Linked DNA regions of Homo sapiens: region 1 is linked to region 2. The links are chromatin contacts, found by Hi-C or POLR2A ChIA-PET in ENCODE. All regions are on one chromosome and are shown on one strand. The core of a region is the stretch at or near the end of the contact, and the rest is flanking DNA. Distances in the headings are between cores, read along the strand shown. Region 1 overlaps ACACB (acetyl-CoA carboxylase beta). Region 2 overlaps ACACB (acetyl-CoA carboxylase beta).

What was found. A loop is a pair of places that touch in the nucleus more often than their neighbours do. ChIA-PET counts read pairs that join two places held with the same protein, here RNA polymerase II (POLR2A). Pooled maps may share reads with other maps.
Region 1: a loop to region 2 is called in a map of HepG2, with 3 times the contacts of the local background. The contact joins two enhancer-like sites. A Hi-C loop is called at or near these places in 8 of 168 maps with a recorded cell type or tissue (HepG2, Right ventricle myocardium inferior, esophagus muscularis mucosa and 3 more) and 3 of 50 pooled maps. POLR2A ChIA-PET finds 5 or more read pairs at or near these places in 2 of 52 experiments (HepG2 and naive thymus-derived CD4-positive, alpha-beta T cell).

The regions. Positions count from the first base shown.
Region 1 is chr12:109,247,158-109,249,857 of GRCh38, forward strand. It overlaps ACACB (acetyl-CoA carboxylase beta), which reads left to right. Exons shown (of 53, transcript NM_001093.4): 40 at 449-546. Among named protein-coding and RNA genes, the nearest start is that of FOXN4, 61 kb to the right of the region's middle. Within about 2 kb of position 1,339, at least 2 of the 41 ENCODE cell types and tissues checked have a DNase peak (open chromatin) inside an H3K27ac peak, as active enhancers do.
Region 2 is chr12:109,198,975-109,201,674 of GRCh38, forward strand. ACACB (acetyl-CoA carboxylase beta) reads left to right here. Exons shown (of 53, transcript NM_001093.4): 18 at 428-578; 19 at 2,593-2,700. Among named protein-coding and RNA genes, the nearest start is that of ACACB, 84 kb to the left of the region's middle. Within about 2 kb of position 1,282, at least 4 of the 41 ENCODE cell types and tissues checked have a DNase peak (open chromatin) inside an H3K27ac peak, as active enhancers do.

The DNA.
Region 1 (2,700 bases), core at 89-2,588, 48 kb after region 2:
GCACGCATTCTGTGATGTGAAATGACAGGGGACAGTCATCCTTTCCATTCAGAGCATGCATTCTCGGGGGCGATATTGCCCACTACCCCCAAGAAGACAGAAAAATAATTTTTGGGGTGGCAATAAAATAGTTTTTAACATATATACATATACAGAGTATGTAAATAGTGGTTAAACAGTGTATCTTGAAAATTAAAATTTCATGTTGGGGTGCTGGCAATAAGAAATAAAAATGAGATAGTCCTTAGAGGAGAGCTTAGCTCAAAGCAGAACTTCAGTTTATGGCTGTTATTAATACGGTATTTACATGAGATGTGTTAATGTGTCATTGACATGTTACTAACATGTTATTAACATCCATCCCTACGATGTTCACATTAAGAAAAAAAAAACAGTGGCTTTCAGTGCAGGGAACTGGATTCGTAGCCTCACTAAAGTATTTTTTAAGGGATTTAAATACCTGTACCTGACTCCCCAAGACTACACCAGAATCAGCTCCCTGAACTCCGTCCACTGTAAACACATCGAGGAAGGAGGAGAGTCCAGGTAAATAACTTATCAGGTAGCTCCTTAATTTTGCTCATGGTTAATTTCAGCTGTCTTCTTTCCTCGGGGCTTGTGGCGATATTTTCCAGTGGGGTGGTGGTGTTTGTATGATGGGAACCAATGCCTGTTGGGGGCACTGATGCCTTAAACATTTGTTAAACTCTCCAAGGTGAGTCCATCCTTGTCATTCTAAAATGAGTGACTCCTTTCACAAAAAATAGCACGTCATGTAGGGAGAATGAGATTGGATTCTCGTGAATCTCCTAGGAGCCGCAGGCTCACATTTTGTGACCAAACTGATGCAGCGGTGACTTGGCAAACTGGGAAGGTATGGGTGGGGCAGAGAGAGGTCTGTTCTTCGAGAGCATTCAAAGGCTACTATCTTTTCCAGGACAAGTTATGTTTTTCTCAGTGGGATTAACTGACTCAGGATTTCCTAGACTGGGTTTTTTGCAATGTTAGTGACAAGCTGGGGGGAAATTCCATAGTCAGATGAGTTTGGGAAACACTGGGTTAAATGAGATCTCATAAACATCTTTATTGCAGACCTTCTTAGTACCTGTAGCATGCTGTATTAGTCAGCGTTCTCCAGAGGGACAGGACTAGTAGGATATATGTATATATGAAAGGGACTTTATTAAGGAGAATTGACTCACATGATCATAAGGTGAAGTCCCATGATAGGCTGTCTGCAAGCTGAGGAGCAAGGAAGCCAGTAGTGGCTCGGTCTGAGTCTAAAAGCCTCAAAAGTAGGGAAGCCAATAGTGCAGCCTTCAGTGGCCAAAGGCCTGAGGGCCCCTGGCAAACCACTGGCGTGAGTCCAAGAGTCCAAAGGCCGAAGAACCTGGAGTCTGATGTTTGAGGGCAGGAAGCTTCCAGCATGTGAGAAAGATGAAAGCCAGAAGACTCAGCAAGGCAGCTTACTCCACCTTCTTTCACCTGCTTTTTCTAGCCGCGCTGGCAGCTGGATGACTGGATGGTGCGCACCCACATTGAGGATGGGTCTTCCTCTCCCAGTCCACTGACTCAAATGTTAATCTCCTCTAGCAACACCCTCAAAGACACACCCAGAAACAGTACTTTGCATCCTAAAGTTGACACTTAATATTAACCATCACACATGCTAAAGTGCATTGTGAATCTCTAACAGAGGCTGGCGGGACAGTGTTTCTCATTATGTGGCCCTGGAATTTTTGATTGATTGATTGTGAATGGGTTTCCTCTGTGTACCCCCATCTCTCTGTAGACCGTTGGAGGAATATGGGCCGAGGGTGATATTTCACTGAGACAGCCCCTGAACAGGCAGATATCTTTGGTTGTATAAACCAAAAAGTATCTGAGACAGGTCTCAATCAATTGAGAAGTTTATTTTGCCAAGGTTAGGGACACATCCAGAAGCAAAGAACACGGAATCATAGAAACCGTCTGTGGCGTGTACCTTTCTTCAAAGATGATTTGGAGGGCTTCAGTATTTAAAGGAGAAAAGCAGGCTGGAGGGGAAAGAGGGAAGTTCTGGTAATCACATGTTGCAGGAGAAAAGGCGCAGGCAGGGGAAGTCAGTTATGTATTCTTCCTGCGCTCAGTAAGTCAGCACTTTCTATAAGATAAGGTGGACATAGAGGAACTACCTGTGGAGATATTTCAGCTTTTATCTGTATCTATCTGCTTACTAAAGAAACAAAAGGAAAGGCAGCTTGCACAACTCAGCTTCAGCTTAAATTGTTCCTTTTGGCATTGTGAATCGTGGTCCTAGTTTTTATTTTCCTTTCACAGATGGGAGCAGTGTGATGATTTATTTATTTATTTGAGACAGAATCCCGCTCTGTCACCCAGGCTGGAGTGCAGTGGTGTAATCTTGGCTCACTGCAACCTCCACTTCCCAGGTTCAAGCGATTCTTCTGCCTCAGCTTCCCAAGTAGCTGGGATTACAGGCGTGCACCACCACGCCCAGCTAACTTTTGTATTTTTAGTAGAGATGGGGTTTCGCCATATTGGCCAGGCTGGTCTCAAACTCCTGACCTCAAGTAATCTGCCCGCCTCGTCCTCCCAAACTGCTGGGATTACAGAGCAGGGTGATGATTGTTGATGCTGCACTTGCCCTTTTAGAAATCTTAGCACTCATTTTGAGGGTTCTAGATGCCAATTTCATTTTGC
Region 2 (2,700 bases), core at 32-2,531:
CAGGAGATCGAGACCATCCTGGCTAACATGGTGAAACCCCATCTTTACTAAAAATACAAAAAAAAATTAGCTGGATGTGGTGGTGGGCGCCTGTAGTCCCAGCTATGCGGGAGGCTGAGGCAGGAGAATGGCGTGAACCCGGGAGGCGGAGCTTGCAGTGAGCCGAGATCGCGCCACTGCACTCCAGCCTGGGCAACAGAGCGAGACTCCGTCTCAAAAAAAAAAATAAAATAAGAAAGCATCACAGCCTTTTTGTTCACCCACCTCACTCTCAGTGTCTCTGAGATAACTATCAACTGCCACCCTTTGGGAATGTAGAGGGTACACTCCCCCTTTAGGAAGGGGAAATGGTATTGAAAGCCGGACTAGGGCTTGCTGAGTTGGTAGTCCTCATCAGTCTCCCTACCCGACTCCTCCTCTCTCCCAGTTACCGAATTACCATCGGCAATAAGACGTGTGTGTTTGAGAAGGAGAACGATCCTACAGTCCTGAGATCCCCCTCGGCTGGGAAGCTGACACAGTACACAGTGGAGGATGGGGGCCACGTTGAGGCTGGGAGCAGCTACGCTGAGATGGAGGTGACTGCAGAGCCGGCCGTGGGGAATCCTGAACCCTCAAACTCCCACTCTTCTGGCTTTGTCCCATGTCTGAACAAACAGGCCTACCTCTCCCCTTGACCACTGTCTGCAAATTTCTAAGGGAATCAGTCTGTGGATTTCAGCCAAATCCCCTGAAGTATTCAAAGAAAAAAACTTCAGGCTGGGCGTGGTGGTTCACGCCTGTAATCCCAGCACTTTGGGAGGCTGAGGCGGGCGGATCACGAGGTCAGGAGATCAAGACCATCCTGGCTAACATGGTGAAACCCCGTCTCTACTAAAAATACAAAAAATTAGCCGGGCATGGTGGCAGGCGCCTGTAGTCCCAGCTATGCAGGAGGCTGAGGCAGGAGGATGGCGTGAAGGCAGGAGGATGGCGTGAACCCAGGAGGCGGAGCTTGCAGTGAGCTGAGATGGCGCCACTGCACTCCAGCCTGAGCGACAGAGAAAGACTCCGTCTCAAAAAAAAAAAAAAAAAACTTCAAAAAATGCACATCTCCCCAGGAATGAGTAAGAAGGTTAATGACAGAGAAACTGGGTACAGAGAATATGGAAACTCTCTGTACTATTTACATAACTGTTCTATAAACTGTTGTGTAAATCAGTTTCCTTGATTTCTTTATTTTTTTTTTGAGACAAGTCTCAGTCTGTCACCCGGGCTGGAGTGTAGTGGCGTGATCTTGTCTCACTGCAAACTCCGCCTCCCAGGCTCAAGTGATCCTCCCACCTCAGCCTTCCAAGTAGTTGGGATTACAGGCACGCACCAACATGCCTGGCTTAATTTTTTGTATTTTTGGTAGTGACAGGGTTTCGTCATGCTGCTCAAGCTGGTCAAATACCTGAGCTCAGGTGATCCACCTGCTTTGGCCTCTGAAAGTGCTGGGATTGCAGGCATGAGCCACTGCACACAGCCAAGAATTGATTGATAATAACAATTATTGTCAATCAATGATTAAATATTAAATATTGACCCCAGCAATAATTGAAAGGTGTTAAGCCAACACTTGCAAAGCCATAACCATGTGGCAGGTGCTGTTCTAAGCATTTTACTGATCTTTATTTTTTAACCTTCCCAGCAAATATATGAGATGGGCACAAATGTGATCCCCATTTTATAAAAAAGCTGGGCCCAGGCAGGCTAAGAAACTCACTGGAGGTCACACAAAGCCAGGATTCAAACCCGGAAAATAACAACAATAATAGCAATGAAAATACATCAATAATAGTAGCTACTGCATATTGACCTGCTGCATGGCAGGATCTGCATCTCATTCAATCCTCGTAAGAGCCCTAAGAGGTGAAACTGTCATTATTCCTCATTTTACACTTGGGGAAACTGAGGCTCAAGGAGGGGAGCCACTTCTGAAGATCACAGAGGTATTGGTGGGGGCAGTTCCTGGGATTCTAGTCCAGGCCTGGCTGACTTGGGTGCCCAAGCTGTGAACTGCCAAGCAAGAGAGATAGCACAGTCCTGGCTCTGCGGCCGCCACCATGGTGACAAAGCTCATGCCACGCACGTATCCAGACATTCGGGAAAATTAAAAGGGCTGATGAGCAGATTCTTCATTTCACAGAGTGTTCCCTGAGGGTTTTCTAAGTGCCTTTAATAAAACAAACTGTTCACAAAATGTTTGATTTATGCAGTACGTTTTAGGAACGTGTATATGAACCACTCTATGTAATATGATTTAACAGTATTTCTAAGAGAAGACTCCCCCTTTGGAAATAAACATCAGTTTCCATATCTGTAAAATGGGCATCATAAACACCTCCTTGGCTGGCTTTGCAGATTGAATGGCACTTGCCTGGCACTTAGCAGGCTTCCAGTAAAGGTCACTTTTCCTTGTACCTTCTGCCTGAACACTACCCAGGGAGTCATTCTGGCGCGTCCCTGGGTAGTGTCCCGGCGCGTCCCTGCTCCGGCATCACTAGTTCTGGGTGGCTCTGGGTGTCAATCCCGGTGGGCTCTGTACTATTTCTTCTTTTTACGAAATAGGTGATGAAGATGATCATGACCCTGAACGTTCAGGAAAGAGGCCGGGTGAAGTACATCAAGCGTCCAGGTGCCGTGCTGGAAGCAGGCTGCGTGGTGGCCAGGCTGGAG